2 separate regions of the Homo sapiens genome follow, and region 1 is linked to region 2. The links are chromatin contacts, found by Hi-C or POLR2A ChIA-PET in ENCODE. All regions are on one chromosome and are shown on one strand. The core of a region is the stretch at or near the end of the contact, and the rest is flanking DNA. Distances in the headings are between cores, read along the strand shown. Region 1 overlaps LPP (LIM domain containing preferred translocation partner in lipoma). Region 2 overlaps ST6GAL1 (ST6 beta-galactoside alpha-2,6-sialyltransferase 1).

The links. A loop is a pair of places that touch in the nucleus more often than their neighbours do. ChIA-PET counts read pairs that join two places held with the same protein, here RNA polymerase II (POLR2A). Pooled maps may share reads with other maps.
Region 1: a map with no recorded cell type shows a loop between it and region 2 (7-fold over the local background). The contact joins two enhancer-like sites. A Hi-C loop is called at or near these places in 1 of 37 single-sample maps with no recorded cell type and 1 of 50 pooled maps. POLR2A ChIA-PET finds 5 or more read pairs at or near these places in 1 of 52 experiments (CD4-positive, alpha-beta T cell).

Annotation. Positions count from the first base shown.
Region 1 is chr3:188,443,820-188,449,397 of GRCh38, reverse strand. The region is part of intron 4 of LPP (LIM domain containing preferred translocation partner in lipoma); the gene reads right to left. Among named protein-coding and RNA genes, the nearest start is that of LPP-AS1, 120 kb to the left of the region's middle. Within about 2 kb of position 2,682, at least 2 of the 41 ENCODE cell types and tissues checked have a DNase peak (open chromatin) inside an H3K27ac peak, as active enhancers do.
Region 2 is chr3:186,997,443-187,002,811 of GRCh38, reverse strand. All of the region lies in intron 2 of ST6GAL1 (ST6 beta-galactoside alpha-2,6-sialyltransferase 1), which reads right to left. Among named protein-coding and RNA genes, the nearest start is that of ST6GAL1, 70 kb to the right of the region's middle. RefSeq lists enhancers at 1,583-1,702, 1,843-1,892, 1,903-2,122, 2,661-3,551, 3,552-4,442 and 1 more. Within about 2 kb of position 1,876, at least 10 of the 41 ENCODE cell types and tissues checked have a DNase peak (open chromatin) inside an H3K27ac peak, as active enhancers do.

The sequences.
Region 1 (5,578 bases), core at 1,433-3,932, 1.4 Mb before region 2:
AAAATTCATGCATTTATAAGTGCTATTCCAAGCCCGTTAGGCTTCTGTGAGGTGGAAGGGAGAATGGAAGAAGGAGAAAGGATGAGGAAAAGAAAAGAAAGAAAAAGAAAGTCAATCAAAAACAAGAGAGAGCCTCTTCAAGGACTATTAATAAGAATTGACCATGCTTGGGGTCTTATATTTAACTCAGCCCAGTGGATCTGGTATACATAAGGGAGAAAGAGCAGAAATATTCATGGAATCATGTCAACAGACGTGCAGTAAAGTAAAAGTTTCAAAACTCCTGGTTCCAAGGACCTCAGAGCTATTGTTGTTGCTTCCAACGTCTTTTGGATTTCCTACCACACAATAAACCAACCTTGACTAGTGTGTCACTTTCTATTTTTTGCTATCTTAGTATAATCTCTGACTACGAAAGGCCCTCAAGTAGAAAAAAGTATCAGAGTTGCTCCATGTTGCTGCAGAAGGCAAAAGATTTAAGAAGGTAGAATACAGTTTAAAAAGACACATTTCTGATTCTAATTCTAAACCAGGTAAATTCCAAGGTTTTTCAGAAAAGCACGTTTCAACAACTCACTAAGATTTTTATGAACATAAAAAGCCTCAGACACACTAAGAAATAGTGCAAAATGCATTTTCTTTACAAATGTTGTTTGGGAGAGGACTACCATTTGCCATATACACAGGCTTACTTGGTTCCTCTCAGTTATAGCACAGGCCACACAAATTTCCAGAGGTGAGATTAGTCCACAGTCTCCTACCCAAGTCCCACTGAACGTCCTAGGCAAAACTGACAGAGATCGTCTTTCTGATTGGTCCCCATATTTAGCCCCACCTTGGTTGCTACAGTAAATGTTAGATAAACTTACCACACTTCAGAATAAATTAACATTTATTTAGATAGATATTTAGATAAAGATATCTAAATATAGATCTTTATCTAAATATAGATATCTAAATATAGATATCTTTATCTAAATATAGATATCTTTATCTAAATATAGATATCTCAATATAGATAGATATTATTATCTATTATGTGTTAGCTTTTGCACGAGTCATCTCAGGTAACCTTCCTAAAAACCCAGGGAAATGAGAATATTATCTCCATTACAAAGACGGGGTGAAGGAAAACTCAAAAGGGAGTTTGTCCACGTTCCCAAACCTCCTAAATGCAAAATCATAACTTGAACCCAAGACGTCTGCCAACAAGTACAATTGTTTTACAACATAACACAAATAGTCCTAATGAACATCCCAAATTTTGAATTACAGAGCCCTAAAGATCCAAATCCTATGACCCTCTTTTTACAATCCAATATAGACCCTGTTATAAAAATTATCTTTATATTTTGAGTTGATAGCTTACAAATTCAACCCACTGATAATGTTGAATAGTTTGAAAACAACCTCCAATCTACTCTTCTATGTGGTTGAGGCTTGGGAATCCACTCTGGCCCCCCAGTACAACAGTAGATAATTTGACACAATCAAATGAGAGTAAATGGTAGTAAACAAAATAGAAATAGCACTGATGGTAAATGAGGAGGCATATGTTCTTGTCCCTACTCTATGGCCATACTGCTATAGAATCCCGGAGAGTCACCTTTTTTTTTTCTTCTAAGATGGAGTCTTGCTGTGTCGCCCAGGCTGGAGTGCAATGGCGCGATCTCGGCTCACTGCAACCTCCACTTCCCGGGTTTTAAGTGATTCTCCTGCATCAGCCTCTGGAGTAGCTGGGATTACATGCCACCATGACAGGTTAATTTTTTTTTTTTTTTTTTTTTTTTGAGGCAGTCTCACTCTGTCGCCCAGGCTGGACTGCTATGGTGTAATCTCTGCTCACTGCAACCTCTGCCTCCTGGATTCAAGTAATTCTCCTGCCTCAGCTTCTTGAGTAGTTGGGATTACAGGCACCTGCCACCATGCCTGACTAATTTTTGTATTTTTAGTAGAGACGGGGTTTCACCATGTTGGGCAGGCTGGTCTCGATCTCCTGACCTCATGATCCTCCCACCTCGGCCTCCCAAAGTGCTGGGATTACAGGCGTGAGCCACCACGCCCAGCCAAGAGTCACTTTTGCTTTGGACCTTATATATGCCCTGTAAAATCAAGTGATTCTCAACCCTGGTTTCACAAAATCATGTGGGAAATTTCTATAAACTACTGATGTGCAGACCCACTGCAAAACAATGAAATCAGAGTCTCTCAAGTTGAAGCCCTGGCATTTGTGTTTTATAAAACTCCCTCCAGGTAAAGCCAGAATTGATTGCATAGATGATCTCTGAGGTTTTTCTCAAGGCTTTCTAAGGTTCTGTATCCAAAGGAATCAGAGTTAGACCACACAGGCCACAAATCACATGTCAGACTTTTTGAAGCCCATACACTTCAAAAAACCTCCTTAATTAAGCCAACTGCTAAAGGAGAGACACCATCTCGTCTCTCACTCGTCCTGTGGTCACCAGCACCTGCTCTTGAGAAAGCAACTACAAAAATGAGAAAAACAGAAGTTCTATAATAGAATCCACATTTCTAGAAAGCTTACAAATGAGGCTTAGAGCTAAAAAGGACATGGAGAAAAGGCAAAAGAAAGCCATGAAAACAATCACGGTCCAATCATTCCCTGGGCAACTCACTCCATTGCCATGTTGAAAACATAGATGTTAGAAACCAAAGGGTTTTTTGAAGAAAGCAGGAGCTGAGTGGGAACTTGGAGAACAACAATGAAAGCAATGCCACAAAGAGAAGCTGACAAGCTCTGGAAGCAGCAAAACATTTTCATCAGTCCGTGAAAAATTAAGGAAATTTGGGGAAATGAGTTTAGAAAAGGAGATTGTTTACAAACAAATAAAAACAAAGAAAAATAAAAACCCACAGAAGCCTTTTGATGGCAATGTAAAACCAGTTACTTCAGAAACTAAAGACAGAGAAGTTAAATGACATACACAGTAACCAACAGGTTACAATGACACTTTTAAAAAGAAAAGGCTGAGATAATCTATGGTCAATTTCATGATGTTTTGACCTTGAGGGCCTGACTGGCACGGCGTCTGGAGAGTGGCAGAAAGAGACACATTTCAGAAAAACTGAAAGTCAAACACCACCTGCTACTTTCACTAGTTCTTCTAGGCCGTGTGAGATTGGAGTGGCAAAATGAAGCTGGGCTCTCATGCTCACTTAAAATGATGGACAACACCAGTGTGTTTATTAAAGAGAGCTGTTTCTAGTCATTTAAGTGGTGTCCCACAAGCCGTAATCAACCAAGCATTGTGGACAAGACTCTCCTGAAATTATTATGCATAGAACACATGTGGCAAGACCGCTGCCTTCAAGCAGACTATGAGAAGGCTCTTACTGAAAAAGAAAAACAGTGGGTGCAAAACTGGCAGAAAACTTCCCCTCCCTGTTAAATGGCATACGGAAGAAACAAATAAAATAATTTATTCTAAGAAGAGAGACCTTAAAAATGATAAAACTGATAGGAAACCATTACATCTATCCTGTATCACAAAAAATGGCCAGGAATTCTTTATCTCATTACCTTGCTGCATATGTTGGAGATGTGTGTGTCTCTGTGTGCCTGTGACTTTCACAGCTTGAGCTATTATATATTTATTTGTTTATAATCTATCAGGAGAGCAAATACTTTGGTCATTGCTTATTCCTGGTCCTAAAACAGTGCCTGGCACATCATGAGTTCCAAACATTGCCTGAATAAATGAATGAATGAATCAATGTCTTTTTTACTTTTTTTTTTTAAATTATACTTTAAGTTCTGGGATACATGTGCAGAACGTGCAGGTTTGTTACATAGGTATACATATGCCACGGTGGTTTGCTGCATCCGTCAACCTGTCATCTACATTAGGTATTTCTCCTAATGCTATCCCTCCCTAGTCTCCCACTGCCCAACAGGCCCCGGTGTGTGATGTTACCCTCCCTGTGTCCATGTGTTCTCATTCTTCAACTCCCAATTATGAGTGAGAACATACGGTGTTTGGTTTTCTGTTCCTGTGTCAGTTTGCTGAGAATGATGGTTTCCAGCTTCATCCATGTCCCTGCAAAGGACATGAACTCATCCTTTTTTATGGCTGCATAGTATTCCATGGTGCATATGTGCCACATTTTCTTTATCCAGTCTACCATTGATGGGCATTTGGGTTGGTTCCAATTCTTTGCTATTGTGAACAGTGCCACAATAAACATATGTGTGTGCATGTGTCTTTATAGTGGAATGATTTATAATCGTTTGGGTATACATCCAGTAATGGGATTGTTGGGTCAAATGGTATTTCTGGTTGTAGATCCTTGAGGAATGACCAGACTGTCTTCTACAATGGTTGAACTAATTTACACTCCCACCAACAGTGTAAAAGCATTCTTATTTCTCCACATCCTCTCCAGCATCTGTTGTTTCCTGACATTTTAATGATCACCACTTTAACTGGCGTGAGATGGTATCTCATTGTGGTTTTGATTTGCATTGCTCTAATGACCAGTGATAGTGAGGTTTTTTTTCCATATTTTGGTTGGCCACATAAATGTCTTCTTCTGAGAAGTGCCTGTTCATATCCTTTGCCCACTTTTTGATGGAGTTGTTTGTTTTTTTCTTGTACATTTGTTTAAGTTCTTTGTAGATTCTGGATATTAGCCCTTTCTCAGATGGACAGATTGCAAAAATTTTCTCCCATTCTGTAGGCTGCCTGTTCACTCTGATGATAGTTTCTTTTGCTGTGTAGAAGCTCTTTAGTTTAATTAGATCCCATTTGTCAATTTTGGCTTTTGTTGGCATTGCTTTTGGTGTTTTAGTCATGAAGTCTTTGCCCATGCCTATGTCCTAAATGGTATTGCCTAGGTTTTCTTCTAGGGTCATTTTTATTTTCTATAATAAATTCATGCTTATATATTTTCTTTCACAAAATCCTAAGAACAATCTAGTTCAAGTATAACAAATGTATTTTCCTATTTAATATGCAATCAACGAGTCGGGCATAACTTTTTCTTTCAAGTTCAAGATTTAAAGGCATTGCTAAAGGTATAAGACTTTTTGGTTTATACTTATAATTTCTCAAAATTTACTTTTATACATACCTCTTATCCTCTTAACATATACATGCAATGATACAAACCCTTACAGCCCTATATTATTTGTATTATTAGAAAAAGAATACAGCTCCACCATATCAATGCTGTGTAGAACAAAAATACATCATCCTTGTAGTTTAAAGTATTGAAATTATTTAGTTATTCCCTTCCCAAGAAGTGAAAAATATCTGAATTGTAAAGAGAAAATTTCCAGGTTGGAACATTTTAATGAAGAGAGGAAAAACACAGCTTCTGAGCAGGTTTGAGGAAGAGTCAAAGATGTATTTGAAAATTATGCACTATATTTGCAAAGTGAAGCATGTCCACTAAAAGTACATTCTTTATACACATGCTAACAAAATTAAGGGCACACCATCCTTTATTGAATGAGAGCCTGTTAGAAGAGCTAGTGTGTACCATTTCCTTTTGTTCCCTGGAGGAAAGCTAAGGGATGAAAAATACTTTGTTAATGAATAATATTAAGCTGCAAATT
Region 2 (5,369 bases), core at 627-3,126:
AATGGAGAATTTTCTGGGTAAGGGTAATTATGCACACACACATACATGCTATTGATTCAGAATCATCTGAATCAAGGGACATTTCAGAACCCTTTCTGCTGATACGCCCAGAGTTGAGATTTTACCCAGAAACAGAAACAGACAAATCACACAACTTTCCTCACCCCAAATCCTAAGCAAAGGTAATTGGCACAGACAGGAATTGATGAGATGTTGGCAGAGAGGAGATGCTTAGCGGCAAGAAAGCCACAATGAACCTCCCAGCCAATGCCTCACAGAGTGCAAGGCCATGTAAAAAATGAGGGAAAGAAGTCCTTGGCATTTTCCAGACATAATGACTACATTGACTTTTCCTGAGGGAAAGTTGGACAGACCAGGGAGAGGAATGAGCTGTGCTCAAGGGTCTTTTGGGTCATTTCTTTGCATTTCCTAAAGAATATGTTTTTTACCTTATCATGTAGACAACTTTGATCTGTGCTGCTGAGCATAAAGAAACATTTGATAGCTTCCATAAACCTGACAGTTTGACACTAAGTGTGGGAGGGAAATCACTAAACTAATAAGTATATGAAATATCATCCCTTCTTTGTGGAATTATGAGCTCATTCATCTCCAAAACAAAATTACATTAAAAGCTTCAGACACACGAAAATGTTGATTTGCCTCCCATTTGTTTCAAGATGGCCTTAAACCTAGAATGTGGACTTAAAAATACACCATAACAGAAAATATGGTCAGATCTAACAGCTAATTACAACACCAATATAAGGCAACAAAGCTCTCTCTTTGGTAGAGTAGAAAATAAAGCTAAAAACATTGTTTGTTTGTTTTGTTTTTGGGTTTTTTTTTTTTTTTTGAGACAAAGTCTCACTCTGTTGTCCAGGCTGGAGTGCAGTGGCGTGATCTCGGCTCACTGCAACCTCCGCCTCCCGGGTTCAAGCAATTCTCCTGCCTCAGCCTCCTGAGTAGCTGGGATTACAGGCGCGCGCCACCACACCCGGCTAATTTTTGTATTTTTAGTAGAGACGGGGTTTCACCATGTTGACCAGGCTGGTCTCAAACTCCTGACCTCGTGATCTGCCCGCCTGGGCCTCCCAAAGTGCTGAGATTACAGGAGTGAGCCACTGAGCCCGGCCGTTTGTTTGTTTTTCATTACATATATGGTGGGCCCTTTATGTGCAGGACACTGTGTGAAATGCATTTTCTCACTTAAACCCCTAACATGATGCTGAAGTAGATGCCATAATCCCATTTTACAGATGAAGCTGAAGTCCAGAAAGGTCAGCCATTTGACCAAAGTGGGCCTCCAGAAAGCAATGGAAGTGAGATCCAAACCCAGGTTTACAACAGTTATTGAGCACTACTTATGTGCCAGGCACTGATCTCAGCACTTTTCAAGTATTAACAGATTTAATCCCCACTGCAATATTACAGGGAGACATTGCTGTCACCTGATTTTAGATGAAGAAATGAGGCAGAGAAAGGTAAAATAATTTGTCCAAAGTCACACATCCCTCTGATTCAATGCCTGAGACAGATCTATGTGCAGTGGAGGGTATGGAAAGTGACATGCAGGTCATCCCTTTCCTCGGGCTGTGGACATTTCAGAATGTCCAGGGTTCGGGTAGGAACACTGAGTTCTACCTCGCTTCTGTGCCACTGTGGGAAGTTGAGGCCAAACTTAGTGAAGCCACATGGCCAGCTTGAAACCTGTGGGTCTTCGGGTTTGGCTCTCACCATTCATCTGCAAAGAAAAGCTGTGTAACCCACCTTCTCCCGAGGAAGGCACCTTTCTGCCAACAATGGCCTCACCTGACACTCTGGTCAGTTACACAAGCACTGTTCTAAAAAGCATCTGGGGAAGTACGCACAAATGCATGGCCCATTTCTACTCCAGTTAAATTTAGCAAAACTTTGAGTAAATTTTCACACCCAATGCTGGTGATTAATAGCAAAACAGTTGTGCTCATGTATCACTCATGGCTGGGAAAACAGAAGTGAAACCTTACGAAAATACCTCAGAACAACCAACAATAGTTGAAAAACAGAAAAGAAACATAAATGTGTGGGTGCCTACTGTAGCATCAAATGTAATGCTGAGAAAATTTGGAACAACCTAAATATCTAGCCATAGGAACAAGCAAAATTGTGATCCAGAAGTCCATCGATTGCCTATGAAGCCATTAACAAAAGACATGCACTATAAAGATGAAAAACAATGTTTATAGAAACAAAATAAACTTTTTTTTGAGCCAGAGTCTCGATCTTGTCACCCAGGCTGGAGTGCAATGGCAAAATCTTGGCTCACTGCCACCTCGGCCTCCCGGGTTCAAGCGATTCTCCTGCCTCAGCCTCCCGAGTAGCTGGGATTACGGGCACCTCCACCAAGCCTAGCTAATTTTTTTTTTTTTTTTTTGTATTTTTAGTAGAGATGGGGTTTCACCATGTTGGCCAGGCTGGTCTCGAACTCCTAACCTCAGGTGATCCACCCACCTCAGCCTCCCAAAGTGCTGAGATTACAGACGTGAGCCACCACATCCGGCCCAAAATAAACTTTTGGTCAACACTAAAATTGTAATTCTATTAAAAGCTTGCTTTGCAAACAGACTATGATTACAAGTGACCATTGTTACAAGTGAACAGTAATGTGTCAGGAGGCAGGATACATTTTAAAAATGTATCTTGGCTGGGCACCATGACTCATGCTTATGAATCCCATCACTTTGAGAGGCCAAGGCAGGAAGAATGCTGGAGGCCAGAGGTTCAAGATCCGTCTGGCCAACATACTCTACAAAAATGTTCTTAAAATAGCTCAGTGTGATAGTGCACGCCTATAGTCCCAGCTACTCAGGAGGCTGAGACAGGAGGATCCCAAGCCCACAAGTTCAAGGCTGCAGTGAACTACAATAGCCACTCCAGCCTGGGCAACAGAGGAGGACTCTGTCTCTAAAAAAAATATAAATAAATAAAAGTGTATCTTTACTGCTGTCATAATGTTTGTGAGTAAAACAAGAAAAACAAGTTTAGCACCAAGTTTGTTGCCCCCAGAGCACGCACATGGCCCTCCTACTCCACTTACCCTCCATTAGAATATAGTAGTCTTGGCTGGACACGGTGGCTCATGACTGTAATCCCAGTGCTTTAGGAGGCCAAGACGGGAGGATCATGAGGTCAGGAGATCGAGACCATCCTGGCTAACACGGTGAAACCCCATCTCTACTAAAAATACAAAATTAGCCAGGCGCAGTGGTGCACTCCTGTAGTCCCAGCTACTCGGGAGGCTGAGGCAGGAGAATGGCCTGAACCAGGGAGGCGGAGCTTGCAGTGAGCCGAGATCGTGCCACTGCACTCCAGTCTGGGCTACGGAGTGAGACTCCGTCTCAAAAAAAAAAAAAAAAGAGATTATAGTAGTCTTCCTTCAAGGCGACAAATCCGGGCCTACTTCTTCCCCGGATGTCTTGCCTTAGCATAGGGGACAGAAACACATTTATTCAGCACCCATAATGGCCTGGCCCTGACATAGCTGAGCTGTTCCTATGCATTATCACCTTGAATGACACACACCTTCTACGAGGCGAGTGGTGTTAATGGTCCCACGGCCCTAGACAGAGGCTTACCGCCTAGTGAAAGGATTCCCTTAACTTTCGCATATGCATTTAAAAAGGAGGATTCCCTTTACTTCCCCAGGGCCAGCTGCCTCCACAAGAGCAAGTTTAACAATGGTTTGGAAATAAGATACCCCTGCATTGCCCCCGGGCCCCCTTCCTGGTCGGCTGGCAGTTGGCCACAGTGGGAAGAGGAGGGAGAGGCCAGGATCCAGTTCTGTTGCTTTCCAGCTTCGTGCCCCCCAGGCAAGTTACCTAACCTCTCTGGGCTTCATTTCCTCAACCATTAGATAGTTCTGTAATAAACTTTTCACGTGATTATTGAACTATATGAAATAATATACGTAAAATGCTTAGAACTGGGCTCCACAATGCAACAGCCACTAGCCAGATGTGGCTAGGCCAGATGAGACGTGCTGTAAGTGTAAAAATACACACTGAAGATTTCTTATGGAAAAAGGAATGTAGAAAGTATGATTCGTAATTTTATATTGATTACATGAGAAAGTAAGAGTATTTTGAATATATTGAGTTAAATAAAATACAGTTGATCCTTAAACAGCACAGTTCCATTTATATGCAGATTTTTTCAATAAAAGTTACACTAAGTGTGCCTGTCTCTCCTGCCTCCCCCTCGCCCTCCTTCTACCTCTGCCATTCCTGAAACAAACCCAATCCCTCCTCTTCCTCCTCCTCAGCCTGCTCAATGTGAAGATGATGAGGATGAAGACCTTTATGAGGATCCACTTCCACTTACTAAATAATAAATACATTTTCTCTTTCTTATGATTTTCCTAACATTCTTTTCCCTAGCTTACTTTATTACAAGAATACAGTATATAAAACACATAACATATAAAATATGTGTTCATCAGTTTTTTATGTTATCAGTAAGGCTTCTGGTTAACAGGATATTCGTATTAAGTTTAGGGACCGTCAAAAGTTATACGTGGATTTTCTTTCTTTTTCTTATTTTTCAGAGTCTACTTTCAGAAAATATACATGGACTTTCAACTGCACAGGGAGCTAGTGCCCTTAACCCCTGTGTAGTTCTATGTTGTTTAAATTAATTTCATCTGTTTCTTTTTACTTCCCGTATTTTTTAAACAATTAAATTTTATAAAAATAACAATAGAGACAGGGTGTTGCCCAGGCTGGTCTCTAACTCCTGGGCTCAAGTGATCCTCCTGCCTCAGCTTCCCAAAGTGCTGGAATTATAGGCACGAGCCACCATGCCCGGCCTCTTTTTGCTTTTTTAATGTGTCTATTACAAATCTGAAAACTACGTATGCAGCCCACACTTGTGGCTTGCTTTCTATTTCCATTAGATAGCACTGGCTGAGAACACAGTTCTGCACAATGTTAGTTCTTTATTTCTCCGTCCCCACTCACCAGTCAGCATTGTCTCAATATGGTCAGCACTGTCTAAAATCTTTTTTTTTTTTTCTTTTTGAGACAGAGTCTCACTCTGTCCTAGGCTGGAGCGCAATGATTCCGTTGCGGCTCACTGCAGCCTCGATCTCGCAGGCTCAAGTGATCCTCTCGCCTCAGCCTCCTGAGTAGCCGTGACTACTGGTGTGTGCTACCACACCTGGCTATTTTTTTTTATTTTTTGTAAAGACAGGGTCTTACTATGTTGCCCAGGCTGGGCTCAAACTCCTGGACTCAAGCAATCCTCCCACCTCAGCCTCTCAAAATGTTGGGAGGCATGAGCCACCGTGGCCAGCATAAAACCCTTAATCTTTAGGCTGGGTGAGTTCCTTC